Linked DNA regions of Homo sapiens: region 1 is linked to region 2. Evidence: read pairs that join two places in POLR2A ChIA-PET (ENCODE). Cell type or tissue: GM12878. All regions are shown on one strand.

Evidence for each region. ChIA-PET counts read pairs that join two places held together with the same protein. Peaks named below come from ENCODE experiments on the same cell type or tissue, not always from the same donor. Only the 100,000 strongest peaks of a DNase experiment are listed, where the experiment ranks them.
Region 1: POLR2A ChIA-PET joins it to region 2 with 6 read pairs; 2 of 35 experiments call an interaction of 5 or more read pairs at or near these places.

What each region holds. Positions count from the first base shown.
Region 1 is chr1:31,740,781-31,748,780 of GRCh38, reverse strand. ADGRB2 (adhesion G protein-coupled receptor B2) reads left to right here. Exons shown (of 33, transcript NM_001364857.2): 5 at 4,050-4,133; 6 at 4,424-4,588; 7 at 5,779-5,943; 8 at 6,564-6,728; 9 at 6,814-6,981; 10 at 7,056-7,157; 11 at 7,302-7,408. Among named protein-coding and RNA genes, the nearest start is that of MIR4254, 14 kb to the left of the region's middle. RefSeq lists an enhancer at 3,963-4,012. In GM12878, a CTCF peak has its summit at 2,961 (motif pointing right); a DNase peak (open chromatin) is centred at 4,070.
Region 2 is chr1:31,449,839-31,457,838 of GRCh38, reverse strand. All of the region lies in intron 1 of LOC124903900 (a long non-coding RNA gene), which reads left to right. It overlaps LOC105378625 (a long non-coding RNA gene), which reads right to left. Exons shown (of 4, transcript XR_007065578.1): 4 at 7,190-8,000. Among named protein-coding and RNA genes, the nearest start is that of SERINC2, 41 kb to the right of the region's middle. RefSeq lists an enhancer at 3,367-4,566. In GM12878, no CTCF peak of the experiment used is centred here; no DNase peak of the experiment used is centred here.

The DNA of each region.
Region 1 (8,000 bases), 290 kb before region 2:
TTATCAGGTGGTCAAGTGGGGAAGTGTGTCCCAGGCAGCACATCTGTTTGTGCCCATGACTGGCAGCCCGACGGGAAAGCTGATAGATTGCAGGACTGCAGGCCTTGGGGCACCTGGCCCACAAGCCGCTGAGCTCACTGGGTGGAACACTCAGGAGTTCTTGGGGGTACTCACGTCCCTTCTGGGGGCCCCTCCTTGTCCTCTTGGACCCTGCCTGGCTCAGCTTCCTCTTGGATTGCCCTGTTTTGGCCTCAGGGCTGGCTGGGGCCTGCACACAGTGTGTGCTGACTAAGTGTTTGTTTCAGTAAATGACACCTCTGCTCTTATCTGTCTTCTTCCCCCTCCAGGGAGAACCAGCCTTCCCCTGTGTGGGAATGAATTGCTGGCCTCTCCTCTCCTCTGAGTGGGATGGGTGGGAATGGAGGGGCAGGCAGGCAGTGTAGGGCCTGGCTGTGTGGCCTTGGGCTTGTACCTTCCCCTCTCTGGCCCAGCTCAGGAGGCCGGAAAAGGGATCCAAAAACTGAACCTCGGACATGTTCTGATTTTCAAATAGGGTGAATTCTGGAAACCACTGACCCCAACCCACTCCCGCTTCGCCCTGCCCCTCCTGTTACATTGTGGGGCTGGCCAGCAGATGGTCTGTGAGTGGTTAGAAGAGGAGCAGGGACCACAGGAAACAGTGTGAGACCCCGACAAGCAGGTCAGGCTGGTCTCTCACGTGTCCGCATTTGGTGGGCACTGGATGCCAGACTGGTAGATGCCCCAGACACGACGATGGGCAGGAAGCCCACACAGGAGCTGGATGGGAGGACTCTCAGCTGGATTTGCACCTCCAAAGTGTTTGTGAATAAATAGGGGCCAGGAGCTCTGTCTTTGAGCCTGTCTTAGTGGTCCCTTTGGTGCAGGCTGGCATATCAAATCTGAATGCTGGTGCTGTGGGACGGAGCTGATACTTTGCATGGGGAGTCAAGATTACAAATGACCATTCCTCGTGAGCCCCATTGTGGGGGAAGCTGGGAACAATGTATTCATTGGTGCTTATTTCTTGGTATTTCGCTGGGCTGAGTTTTGTGCTGGCATTCCCTGGGGGTCAAGGAGAGGACTCACAGCCTTCCCTCAACGGGCTTATGGTAGAGAGTTGGGGGTATTTCTGACAGTCAGAAGATGGACCCATCTGTGATGAAAGGGCACATAGAAGAGGGGGTGGCCAACTCTGCCTGGGGAGTTGACAATATGGAAGTTTCCATAGATGAGAGGTCATTTGAGGTGGGTTTTGAAGGTCAAGTAGGAGTTTTCTAGGCAAAGAGGGTGGGGAAACAAGCAAGTAGAGATTTGAGAGTAGATGGTGGGCTTCTTGGACATGCTGAATTTGATGGTCAGGAGAACTGCTCAGGAGGCAGGAGGATATCCAGGAATGGAGCACAGGAGAGGCAGGGCCTGGGGATGATGATTTGGGAGCATTGGTTCAGAGGGGGTTAATTAAGCCTGGTGGGGAGCACGTGCAGTGAAAACAGGACAAAGCATGGACTCCTGATATGGGAAACAGCAGGAAAATAGACCCCTCAAGGAGATGGGGACAGAGTAGCTAGAGAGGTGGGAAACCAGGAGAGTGCTTCAAGGGAGGACGAGTCAGCAGGACCAAATGCTGCTGAGGGGTCAAGTGAGACCAGGTCTGCAAAGTATCCACAGGATTTAGCAACAAGGAGGACACTGATGACTTTATCAAGAGCACGTTCAGCAGAGAGATGTGGGCAGAAGCCAGACTGCAGTGGATTAACAGGGGAGGTGATATTTGAGCCAGGAAGTGAGTGTCAGGTGAAAAACCAGAGTGCTGGCTGCAGAGCAGTCACTGACGGAGGAGGGAAACAGAGGGTCAGAGGAGGGCCTCTCCGAGAGCGAAGGAGGCCTGGATCTGTTCCTGGGCTGCCGCAAGGGGAGAATGCTGACAGGGTGCCGATGAGAAGGGATAATGGGTGGAGCCCTCCTGAGAAGGCTGGAGGAGGGGGATGCAGGCCCAGGCCACGGGGCTGGCCTTTGTGGGGAGAAGGGCTGCAGGGAAGTTGGTAGTTGGAGAGGCTGGGCAAGAAGCTGGGGGCTCCCGATGTTGAGGTCATCGCTGAGAGAGTGGGCAGAGATGAGCTTGAGGAGAGAGGACAAGGTGCAGTATGGCCACAGCGGGGAATGAGGAAGGAACAGAGCCAAGAAGGGCCACTGAGAAGTCCCGGGCGCCCAGCGGATGTGGAGCCCCTGAAGCTGTCATGGTGCCAGTTGGCACAGCCATAGATTTCTTCAGCAGCCTGGGGGTGGGCGTGGAGAGGGTAGCTTGTCACAAGGCTCCAGGGCTGGGGGAGGGGATCGAGGAGCTGGCACGCCTGGCCCTGCCACCTCCTCTGTGGTCCCAAGAGAGGCAGGGGCCAAGTGGAACTGCAGATGCTATTCAGAGGGAGTAGGCTCGGGTGGCACATGAGGGGCTGGAAGGGGTGGAGGCTGTGAAGAGAAGGGAGATGATAAAAATAAACGAGAATGACTGTCTTCTGAGCACTTGCCGTGTGCCAAGCAGGGTGCTGAGGGTTTCAAGGCCCTCCTGGCAGGGGGTCCTCACGTGAGTCCTGGGGGCGGAGTATAATGAATGTTGTTCTCCAGAGGATAAAGCAGGGTCAGAGAGGTGAAGAGACATGCCCGAGGCCACACAGCTGGTCAATGTCCACACCCCATTTGGGATCCAGGGTTAATTCACTCCAAAGCTCTTCTGGGAGTCCAGGTTTCAGAGATGGAGAAATTTCAGGGATCATGTGGATCAGGCCCTGGGGCTGGTGACTGACGTGGAGGGAAAGGCCCCAGAGTGGATGAGACCAGAGGCTGGGCTGGGTGGCAGTTCTGAGCCCCCAGCAGCAGATTTGCTCAGGGTGGCTGCTCCTCATGCTTGGTGAGAAAGAGCTTCCTCTCAGCTGCAGAGCCCGGGCTGGGCAGCAGGGGGCAGGAAGAGGCAGCCCTGGTGGGTCCCTTCACACTCAGCGTGCCTGTCCAGTACTGCTGGCTTTTAGAGATAGGAAGGAGCCTGGAGGTGGGGGAGAGGAGCACCTAATAGTCTGGGGATAGCATGGGGTGAGCCCATCCTCAAAGGCTCTTCCAGTCCCACCTGCTCATGCAGAGGCTGCTGGGCCTTTCCCTTCTGTGCCCATGTCTGCCCCTCCCTGACACCCCATTGTGGGAGAGGGCCCTGATGAGCTCATGTCTGTGCAGGAGGGCCAGGCTTTGGAGAATGGAAGCCACCAGGGCTGGTAGTGCTTCCAAGGCCTAGCCCAGACACATAAATCAGGGCAGCTGAGAGCCTGGTGGGGCCAGGGTCAAGGTAGCCTGGCCTCCTCGAGCACCTGCTGTTCTCCTGGCCTCAGGGCCAGCAGGAGAAAGGTCTGTTGGATGTGGGCACTTGTCCTAGGCCCCTTGGGTCTCAGAGGAGTGGCATTCTGACCTGTGCCTCCAGGTCACAGTCCAGTGCTGCTTGGGGAGCATGAACTGTATCTCAGAGATAGGCTCGGGGCCAGGGTTGCAGCAGCTCAGCTTGGATGTTTTTTCAGCCCCTAGGAGTCAGTACAATGGAGGAGCAAATGCAGCTGTGTGCTCTTGGACAAGGCACTTCCCCTGTCTAGCCCTCAGTTTCCTCATCTGTAAACAGAGATGATGGTTCTTCTTTCCAGTGAGAGGACTAAAGGAGAGGGTTATGGGCCGCACTTGGCACAGAAGCATTCCCAGAGCTCTTTCATATGGGCAGCCATGCCCCTTAAATCTCCCCCACATCTGGCTGAGGCAAGAGGTGGAAAAGATGACTGTGAGGTCAGGGCCTAGTCCTGTGTAGCCTTCTGAACCTCAGTTTCCTTGTCTGTGAAATAGTGGTGGTGGGGCAGAGGGCAGAATGTGATCCTGAGAGAGCATCATGCAGTTGGTTCCAGGCCCTCAGGCGGAGGGCAAGGAAGGCTGCCTTCACTGTGCCACTGTAACAGAACCTAGCTGGCCTTTGCTGAGCCCCTGCCACCACCTCCGTGTTCCAGGTGAGGAGCCGGAAGAGGAACCGAAAGTGAAAACCCAGTGGCCGAGGTCTGCAGATGAGCCTGGGCTATACATGGCGCAGACAGGTAACTCGGGCCCGCCTCCCTTCCTCTGCGGCGGGGGCCCGACTGTGTGCGTCTGGTGGTGTGTGTGCTTGGTGTGTGCCTGTCTGTCTCTGTCCTGCAGTTCAGTCGCGTCTGTGCCACATGAAGCTTGTGGGAAGGGCTGGGTGGCCTCCTGAAGAGCCTGTTACTTGGGGTCAGGGTAGGAGGAGCCCTCTGATGCCTGCCCCCACCTTACTGCCACTCCCCCTATCCCTATGAGACTGAGTGCTTGGGAGGTGCCCCCTGCCGCCGACGCTGTCCCTCTCTCGTAGGCGACCCGGCGGCTGAGGAGTGGTCCCCGTGGAGCGTGTGTTCCCTGACGTGTGGGCAGGGTCTGCAGGTGCGGACCCGCTCCTGTGTGTCCTCCCCCTATGGGACCCTGTGCAGCGGGCCCCTGCGGGAGACCAGGCCCTGCAACAATTCAGCCACCTGCCCAGGTAGGCCCATCCTCCTCCCCACCCCACCTGCCTGCAGGGTTAGGTCCTGCCTGGGACTTGGGCAGATTAATCTCCAAAATGGTTGGTTGCCTCCTCCTTTCATTCAACAAATGTGGCTGTTCCCCACACCATGCCCAACTCTGCGTACCATGCCAGCCCGGTGCAGGGCACTGGGGGCACAGATGGATCAGACCAGGGCCCATGCTACTGGGCCCGGTTCTGGGCACATCATTCCCCCAGTGCCTGCATCCTGGTAACCAAGGCTCGTGTTTTTACCCACTCCGCTCTGGCCATATCAGTAGCTTGCGCACTTTCCCACCTCCCTGCATTTGCTGATTCTTGTCCTATCCTTTCTCCCTGACCTTGGCTATTCAAATTCAGCCTGTCTTTCAAGATCTAAGACAAACGCCACTTCCCTGACCTTCCCCTCCTTCCTTTGGACACCCCCTCTCAAGGGAGCCTCCCCTAAGCCTCCCTCAGTTGAGTGTGTAGTTGTTAAGGAAATGCATGTGCTTGCTTGAGACGGCAAGGGCAGGGTAGCCTCAGCCAGTCCTGCTCCTTGCTCCCTGAGTGGGTGAAGTGAGGCCTAGGCCATGCCAGTGGTGCTGTGGATTTAGAGCAGGGCCTACCTGGGAAGGGCTCTTGGTACCTGGGGGTATGGCAGGAGTTTGCAAAGGCCTGGGGCAAAGCTGTGTTCCAGCGTGTGAGCTCGGTGTGTCGGTGTCCATGTAGAGGTTCATGTTTATTTGTGTGTCTGTGCGCTTGGGGCTGGGAAGGGCGCTTCTCTTGCCCCCGGACTGCTGTGTTGTATTCAGGCTCTGGGTCTAGGGGTGGGTGGGATGGGGAGGGGTGGAATGGCGTGGGTCCTGGGTCCTTTCCTGAATTTTCCTGTGCCCTCAGGAGAGGAGGACCCCTGGTTCCCCTCCTGTTGGTCCTGGCCCCCTTGTCCAGGCGTCCACAGGGGCTGTCCTATGTGAATTAGGACCGGAAGCCTGTGTCTTGCACATCCCTTCAAAGGGTCGCGCCTTGGTGGGGCCCTGGGAGATCCCCCTGGCAACAGATCCCGGGGCAGAGCCAATGAGGAGCAGCCGCAGAGCTGCGGAGCTCCTGATTGGTGGGCGGATGGGCAGGCGCCGGTGGTGGGCGGGGCCATGGTGCCGCCCAGCCACCGGCCACGTGCTTCCTTGCAGTGCACGGCGTGTGGGAGGAGTGGGGGTCCTGGAGCCTGTGCTCCCGCAGCTGCGGGCGGGGGTCCCGGAGCCGGATGCGGACCTGCGTGCCCCCCCAGCACGGCGGCAAGGCCTGCGAGGGTCCTGAGCTGCAGACTAAGCTCTGCAGTATGGCTGCCTGCCCGGGTCAGTAGCACCCGTGGGCTTCCATGAGGGCGCTGCCCAGCCCGGTGGGGGGTCGGGAGACCTGGGGAGGCAGTCAGGTCCAGTGACCTGCCCCTGGGGGCCCCTTAAACTTTGACCAAGCATGGGGAGACTGGAGAAGTATGCCTGCCTGTGTGCGAGGTGACCCCCTAGCCCTGACTTGACCCCTAGCCCTGACATGAGTTAGTACCCTGTGACGCCATCAAGAGGGGACAGCTCTTTCTCCAAGCCCTGGGCTGCCCTTGCATTTTGGTGCATGGCCAGCTGGACTGTGAGAGGACACAAAGCTGGGCTGAAGTGCTGGCAAAGATCAGAAGACACCCCTGCAGCCCCTTCCCTTAGCCAGAAGTGAGTTGTGCCTTGTGCTAAGAGGAGAGGTGTCCTGTATTTCTGGAGCTGGTGGCAGGCAGGCAGCATGAGGCCCAGGCACCACCTGCTCACTCCAGCCTTCCTCATAACCCCCTCCCCTCCCCACTCCAGTGGGTCTGGCCTGGCTCAAATCTGAATGCCTAGCAGGCTCTGGGTCTTCCTGTGGTTCTCCACACCACCAGCCCTCACACATCCTGCTCAACAGCCACCCCTGCTTGTGTCTCCCCATGCAGTGGAAGGCCAGTGGTTAGAATGGGGTCCCTGGGGCCCATGCTCCACGTCCTGTGCCAATGGGACCCAACAGCGCAGCCGGAAGTGCAGCGTGGCGGGCCCAGCCTGGGCCACATGCACGGGTGCCCTCACTGACACCCGGGAGTGCAGCAACCTCGAGTGCCCGGGTGAGTGCTTGGCACAGTGGTGGCAAGTTGCAGCTCTGACCATGGGGGTACCTGGGCCCACTCATATGCCTCACCTCTCCCACAGCCACTGATAGCAAGTGGGGGCCATGGAATGCGTGGAGCCTGTGCTCTAAGACGTGTGACACAGGCTGGCAGCGCCGCTTCCGCATGTGCCAGGCCACGGGCACGCAGGGCTACCCCTGCGAGGGCACCGGAGAGGAGGTGAAGCCTTGTAGTGAGAAGAGGTGTCCAGGTACTGCCCTAATGACCCTGGGGGCTGGGGGCCCCATGTGTGGACCCAGCTGAACCTTACCCCTGCACCCACAGCCTTCCATGAGATGTGCAGGGATGAGTACGTGATGCTGATGACGTGGAAGAAGGCAGCTGCTGGCGAGATCATCTACAACAAGTGCCCCCCGAATGCCTCAGGTAAGGGGCAGGTGGCTTTCCCCACCACCACCACCCCTGCCATTCTCATTGCCCCCTTCTGCGCCCCCAGCCTCTCTGAGATACGGAGGAGTGTGGGTGAGAGCTCGGCCCCCATGCCCAGACCTCTGTCCTATTGCCCTGCAGGGTCTGCCAGCCGCCGCTGTCTCCTCAGTGCCCAAGGCGTGGCGTACTGGGGGCTGCCCAGCTTTGCTCGCTGCATCTCCCATGAGTACCGCTACCTGTATCTGTCAGTGAGTGCACCCTGCTGGGCTGGGGCACAGCAGAATCTGTCTCAGACTCTGCTAGGGGGTGGAGGGAGCGTGATTCTCGCTCGTTCCCACGTGCCTTGGCATATGCTGTGCCCACTTCTGCCTGGCTGTGCCTCTCCTTGTCTGGCAAGCTCCTACTCATACCTCAAGGCCTGACTCTCAAGTGTCTTCTTTTATCCCTGGTGCCTACCTCTGCGCTCCTGCAGAATGAGCTCCTCAGTCATTAGGTGCTCATCCAAGTGTCTGTGTGTGCTGCTAGACTGGGGCCTCCTTGAATTTATTTTTGTGTCCCCAGCATCCAGCCCAGGGCCAGTCATGGGGTAAGAGTAGCATCAGTGAATGTGTGTACATGTTTGACTGTAATTGGGTATTAATTGTGTGAATGCATTTAGAGCTTGTGTTGAGAGAGAGTGAGAGAGAGAAAGACAGTGTGTGTGTGTGTGTGTGTGTGTGTGTGTGCGCGCGCGCCCACACACATGCTCATTACACTCCAGAATGTACATGACCCCTTTGGGATGGGGAGGTACCCTGTTCCCATACTGTGCTTATATCTTTTATATGTACATCTGAACAC
Region 2 (8,000 bases):
TCATCTCTGACATTTAAAAAAGGAGAATTTATATAAAAAGAATCTTATATGGTAAATTCTTGTCCTAAAATAAATTAACTGGTTGTTTAAAGAAAGGGATGTTTGCAACAAGTCAGAAAGTTGAGGCATGTTGAAGATTATCTGTGAAAGTTGTGAAAAATGTTATAAAGGGGAATTTATGCAAGAAATGTTGTATAATTTAAAAGTAATTAGGCCTCCTGAATGTAAAACTATTGAAGAAACAGTTTATATGCAAGGTGTGTAAGGAAAGTAAAATATACTTTTGGTAAAAGGAGTATAAGAAAGTATAATAATGTGGATTTTTACCTACATTAAAAGGTTAAAAAAATGTGTTTTGAAGGTTTAAGCAAGCTTTGAAACGTTAATTGTAAAGGAAATTCTGTGTGTAAACATATTGGCTAAAGTTAAGGGGGTATCATCCAGTTTTTCTGCGAACTGGACATTAAAAAAAAGCACAACAGGTTTTTCTTAAAGCACTAAACTGCTCTTTAACAAAAATCATAAAGGGTTAAAAAGAGTAAAAATTTTACCTTATGGTCAGACATTAATATTGGATAAATAATGTCTACAAGATTTTATTAAAATTGAGCTTAACATTAATAGCACACTAATATAAAGGTAAAATTTAGCTTATCTGGTATAAAATCATACAGGAAGCATTGTCAAATATAAAGTGGTGTTTGGCTTTCTTTGGTTTAAAAACGAACAAAAATGGTGCTAAAGAAAATTCAGAAGGAAAATGGATATTGCTAGACCAGAGAGAAATGTTATCCAAACCCCTTATGAGGGAAATCTTGTCCCAACTACATCAAGAGACCCACTGGGGGCCCCAAGCCATGTGTAACACAGTCCTCAGAGTTTATAAGTGCATAGAAATGTGTACCCCGGCCAAACAGGTTACAGACAATTGCTTAGTAAAAGATTACCACTTGGGGGAAGGAGTCCAGGCTTAAGCCCATTCCAAAGTATCCAAATCGATTACACAGAGAAGCCTCCAACTGGTCGTCTAAAGTATTTATTAGTAATAGTAGATCACCTTACTCATTGGGTAGAAGCTATTCCCTTTTCAAGTACAAATGCTAATAATATAATCAAGGCATTAGTTAAAAATATTATACCCAGGTTTAGATTAATAGAAAACAGTGATTCAGATAATAGGACTCATTTCACAGCACATGTCACTAAGAAATTAGCACAGATACTGGATATAACATGGGGATATCATACTCTCTGGCATCCACCTTCATCAGGGAAAGTAGGAAGGCATATTACCCTGTGAAGAGTCCGAACTGCTCCCCCAAAAGACAGGCCTGTCCCCTTATGAGATGCTCTATGGATTGCCTTATCTACATTCTACTACTGATCTCTCTACATTTAAAACAAAAGAACAATTTCTCAGAAATTATATACTTGGTTTATCGTCTACTTTCCCTTCCCTCAGAACTAAAGGTCTTTTAGCACAGGTGCCACCCCTAGAGTTTCCAGCACACCAACATCAGCCTGGGGACCACGTCCCTGTCAAAAGTTAGAGAAAAGGAAAAATTAGAACCAGCCTGGGAAGGATCTTACCTAGCGCTCCTAACTACTGAAACTGCAGTCCGGACAGCAGAAAAAGGGTGGACCCCTCACACTCGAGTCAAGAAAGCGCCGCCCCCTCCACGGTCATGGACCATAGTCCCAGAGGAAAACCCTACCAAACTAAAGCTAAGAAAAATTTAACTCTCTTTCATCTATTCTATTACTTCTTTCCTCATTCTATTGCTGACCACCTAGTTATTAATGTAACCAAGCCAATTTTGCCTCAAAATATTACATTTGATGCTTGCTTTGTTATACGCTGTGGAGACTTGCCAAGTCAGAAGCAACTCTCTGCTTCAGAAAAGTATATTTATCCTCCCTAGCTCTCCTTAGACTGGAAATCTGTTAACTGGGATAGGTTAGTTTGAGAAGAGTTTGACGAAGATTCCAGTATAAACTGGGAATCTTGTCCTTCTACAGCAGAGCTTCTCTGCTGAAGTTGGTCCATATAAAATACTATATGGACCTATAAAATACTAAAGAGCGAGGATGGACTGCTCCAACTAGTACTTGCAGTTTCTTAAAACCATATGTTCATTTTACTAAAGGAGTTATCCCTCCACATTGTCAGCTGAACCAATGGAATCCAGTACAGATGACCATCGCTGCTCCCCAGAGTTCTTCCCCTCCATTAAGCCATTTCTATGGTATAGGGGCAGAAGTCTCAGGGAACAACCCCCATAGGATCCTTTGAAATGCGCTTCATTGCCGCCTCACCTCCTCCACCCCCTTCTCCCTCTCTTAAGTTCTCCGCTAACCAAACCTTCTCTTGTTATATACCCAATGATAAAACCAAAGTAGTTGTAGAGGTTAAAGATTTAAAACAAACTATAGCAATTGACACAGGGTATCAGGACACAAATGCTTGGCTTGAATGGATTAAATATTCTGTTCTCATGCTAAACAAAAGTGACTGTTAGACTTGTGTGACAGGCAGCCCAGAGACAGAGATTGTCCCCTTTCCACTTGGGTGGTCCTCTCACGGACCGGGCATGAGCTGTTATGGTAGCTCTCTTCCAAAACCCCACAGCCTGGGGTGATGAGTGATGGAAGACTCTTTCACTGCTGTTCCCTGAGGTTAAGAGCCCTGCGGGTCAGCCCCTGAGGTCCATCCAGCCTCCAGCCCCTGGTGTTTACTTCACCTCCTGCCTTTCATGGCAGAGGAAAAAGTTAGCATTCCTTGGAGACTTAACAGGGTGCAGTGAAACCAAGCCTTTTCAAGAGGTTACCCATCAGTCTGCCCTTGTTCATCCCCGAGCAGATGTGTAGTGGTATTGCAGGGGACTATTGCTGGGTACTCTGCCAAGTAATTAAAGCAGCACTCATGCTTTAGTCCAATTGGCCATCCCTTTCACCCTAGCATTCCGTCAACACGATTAAAAAAAAAAGAAAATCGTAAAAGAAGTGCTTCACATGGGTCCTTTGATTCCCATGTTTATATAAATGCTATTGGAGTTCCACCAGGAGTACCAGATAAATTTAAAGCCTGAAATCAAATAGCTGCAGGATGTAAGTCAATATTTTGGTGGGTAACAATTAATAAAAATGTAGATTGGATAAATTACATTTATTACAACCAACAGCAGTTTATTATAAACTACACTAGAGATGCTATTAAAGAAATAGCTGAGCAATTAGGGGCTACTAGCCAGATGGCTTGGGAAAATAGAATAGCCTTAGACATAATGTTAGCAGAAAAAGGAGGAGTTTGCATCATGATTAAAACTCAATGTTGTACCTTCATCCCAAACAATATTGCTCCTGATGGAAGTATAACAAAGGCATTGCAAGGTCTAATTGCTCTATCTAACGAGTTAGCCAAAAACTCAGGAGTAAATGACCGCTTCACCAGGTGGCTAGAAAAATGATTCAGTAAATGGAAAGGAATCATAGCCTCAATTCTTACTTCTCTTGCAGCCATAATAGGTATAGCCATTCTTTTCAGGTGTTGTGTCATACCATGCATCCATAGGCTGGTGCAGAGGCTCATAAAGGCAGCACTTACTAAAACCTCCTTTAATTCTCCTCCACCTTATTCAGAGAAGCTTTTTCTTTTAGAGAATCAAGCAGAACAACTAAGCCAAGACATGTTAAAGAAGTTTGAAGAGAAACAACTGTAAAATTTCAAGATGGGGGATTGTTAAAGATAGTGAACTCCAAGTTTCTTTTCAAAGAATCAGTATGTCAGTATGTTCAGCTCTCTTATTCTTTATTCTCCATTTTTAAGTCTAACTTCCTGGTTCTCTTGCCCTCCCCCCTTGCCTCTAGTTTCAGTAAACAACTTTCCTGCCAGTTCTAATCAGTAGTTCACATCTGTTCCCCTGGTCACCTGCTTTGACCCGAGTCACCCCTGGCCACCTGCTCCATCTTGAGTCACCCCTGTCACCTGCTCTGACCTGAATCATCCTGAGTCACCTGTTCTATAACTGCCCTTCCTGCCAAACTACTCACCCTGACACTCTGGCTCGTACCCCTGCTCTCTTTAAAATACCCCATCAGAATTAGCTTAGACTGTGCGGTCCAATCCTAGCCAATAGGGGAATGACACAACAGCAGGGGCTACCTGCATCAGGAATAAGAACCACTTCCCTTCCCTTGTTCAGGCATGCTTTCGCCATTACTCCATCCGCAAGTCGCACCCTTCTATAGAAGTAAAAATTGCCTTGCTGAGAAAATTAAATTTATGTTCAAGTGCATTTCTTTGCAGCATCGAGGAACAAGCATTTGTTACTAACACCCTGAACGACCAATAACAAGCAACAGGATTGAAATGGTAAGAAAAAGTTAGCTACAAAAAAAAGTCCAGGATCAGACAGATTCACAGATGAATTCTACCAGACTTTCAAAGAAAAATTGGTACCAATCCTGTTGACACTATTCCACAAGATAGAGAAAGAGGAAATCCTACCCAAATCATTCTATGAAGCCAGTATCACCCTAATACTAAAACCAGGGAAGGACATAACCAAAAAAGAAAACTACAGACGAATATCCCTGATGAACATAGATGCATAAATCCTTAACGAAATACTAGCTAACTGAATCCAACAACATATGAAAAAGATAATCCACCATGATCAAGTAGGTTTCATACCAGGGATGCAGGGATGGTTTAAAATATGCAAGTCAATAAATGTGATACACCACATAAACAGAATTTAAAACAAAAATCACATGATCATCTCAATAAATGCAGAAAAAGCATTTGACAAAATTCAATATCACTTTATGATTAAAACCCTCAGCAAAATCAGCGTACAAGACCCATACCTCAATGTAATAAAAGCCATCTATGACAAACCCACAGCCAACATAATACTGAATGGGGAAAAGTTTAAAGCGTTCCCTATGAGAACTGTAACAAGACAAAGATGCCCACTCTCACCACTTTTCTATTTAACATAGTACTGGAAGTGCTAACCAGAGCAATCAGACAAGAGAAAGAAATAAAGGGCATCCAAATTGGTAAAGAGGAAGTCAAACTGTCCCTGTTTCCTGATGATACGATCATATACCTAGAAAACCCTAAAGACTCCTCCAAAAAGCTAGATAAATGAATTCAGCAAAGTTTCAGGTTACAAAATCAATGTACACAAATCAGTAGCTCTCCTATACATCAACAGCGACTAAGCTGAGAATCGAATCAATAACTCAACCCCTTTTACAACAGCTGAAAAAAAACTCAGGAATATACCTAACCAAGGAGGTGAAAGACCTCTACAAGGAAAACTACAAAACACTACTGGAAGAAATCATAGATGACACAAACAAATGGAAAGACATTCCATGTTCATGGATGGGTAGAATCAATATTGTGAAAATGACCATACTGCCAAAAACAATCTACAAATTCAATGCAATTTCCAGCAAAATACCACCATCATTTTTTTTTTTTTTTTTTTTTTTTGAGACGGAGTCTCACTCTGTCACCCAGGCTGGAGTGCAGTGGTGCGATCTCGGCTCACTGCAAGCTCCGCCTCCTGGGTTCACGCCATTTTCCTGCCTCAGCCTCCCAAGTAGCTGGGACTACAGGTGCCCGCCACCACGCCCGGCTAATTTTTTTTTTATTTTTAGTAGAGACAGGGTTTCACTGTGTTAGCCAGGATGGTCTCAATCTCCTGACCTTGTGATCTGCCTGCCTCAGCCTCCCAAAGTGCTGGGATTACAGGTGTGAGCCACCACGCCCAGCCCATCATTCTTCACAGAACTAGATAAAATAATTTTAAAATTCATATGGAACCAAAATTCATTTATAGCCAAAGCAAGACTAAGCAAAAAGAACAAATCTGGAGGCATCACATTACTGGATTTTAAACTATTCTATAAGGTCATAGTCACTAAAACAGCATGGTAATGGTATAAAAATAGGCACTTAGACAATAGAACAGAATAGAGAACCCAGAAATAAACCCAAATACTTACAACCAACTGATCTTCAACAAAGCAAACAAAAGCAAAAAGTGAGGAAAGGACCCTCTATTCAACAAATGATGCTGGGATAATTGGCAAGCCACAGGTAGGAGAAAGAAACTGGATCCTTATCTCTCACCTTATACAAAAATCAACTCAAGATAGATCAAGGAGTTAAATCTAAAACCTGAAATTATGAATATTCTAGAAGATAACGTCAGAAAAAATCTTTGTAGACATTGGCTTAGGCAAGGATTTAATGACCAAGAACCCCAAAGCAAATGCTATAAAAACAATGATAAATAGGTTGGACTTAATTAAATGAAAGAGCTTTAGAACAGCAAGAGGAACAGTCAACAGAGTTAACAGACAACCCACAGAGTGAGAGAAAATCTTTACAATCTATACATCTGACAAAGGACTAATACCCAGAATCTACAACAAACTCAAACAAATTAGCAAGAAAAAAGCAAACAATCCCATCAAAAAGTGGGATAAGGACATGAATAGACAATTCTTAAAAGAAGATATGCAAATGGCCAACAAACATATGAAAAAATGCTCAAGAACACTAATGATCAGGGAAATGCAAATCAAAACCACAATGCAATACCACCTTACTTCTGCAAGAATGGCCATAATAAAAAAATAACAGTTGTTGGTGTGGATGCAGTGAAAAGTAAACACTTCTACATTGCTGATGGTAATGGAAACTAGTACAACCACTATAGAAAACAGTGTGGAGATTTCTTAAAGAACTGAAAGTAGAACTACCATTTGATCCAGCAATCCCACAACTGGGTATCTACCCAGAGGAAAAGAAATCATTCTATGAAACAGATAACTTGCACACGTATGTTTATAGCAGCACAGTTGCAAAAATGTGGAACCTACCCAAATGCCCACCAATCAATGAGTGGATAAAGAAACTGTGGTATATATATATGACGGAATACTACTCAGCCATATAGGAATGAATTAATGGCATTCACAGCAACCTGGATGGGATTGGAGACTATTATTCTAAGTGAAGTAACTCAGGAACGGAAAACCAAACATCGTGTGTTCTCACTCATAAGTGGGAGCTAAGCTGTGAGGATGCAAAGGCAGAAGAATGACACAAGGACTTTGGGGACTCAGTGGGAAAGTGTAGGAAGTGGGTGAGGGATAAAAGACTACAAATTAAATTCAGCGTATACTGCTCAGGTTACGTATGGGTGCACCAAAATCTCACAAATCACCACGAAAGAACTTGCTCATGTAACCAAATACTACCTGCTCCCCAAAAACCTATGGAAATGAAAAACTAAAAGAAAAAAAAAAGAAATACTTGTCAAAAAAATGAATGAGTGAATGAATGAACATGTATAATAGACACATTAGCTCTCCTGGGTAGCTTCCTCTGTAAGGAGGAACTGAAGCCTGATAAAACACTGGCATTTTGTAATAATGAATATTCTTTAAAGCCTCAGTTCCCTTGCCTATAAAAGAGAAAATTGTATAGTACGTACTTAACAGAATTATGTGAGGATTTAATGAGACATGTCACATAAAGAGCTTATCACAGTGTCTGAAACTTAGAAGTCACTCAACTAGTGGTAGTGATTATTATGAAGAATCATATGTGGTATGTGGTGTTTGTTATAAGTCTATAGGTTTAGTCATAAAGTCTTGCATTTGAAATTAAGAAGAGGAAAAATAAAGCCAACATCAGAGATGTCAGAACAGGGAGATGACAAGAAATCAGGCTCTTGGTGACACTGTCAAACAGCTTAATCAAGTCTCATCTGATGCCAGACCTACCTCTGACCTTCTTAGTCACACGAATCAATAAATTTTCTTTACTTTTTAAAGCACTTTGAATTGGGCTTTCTGTTGGCTATACTTCAAAGCGTCCTAAGTGATACACAAGGTCATGAGCCAAAACACATGTTTAATCAATCCATACAACAAACATTTAATCAGCACCTACACTATACCAAGTCATTAGA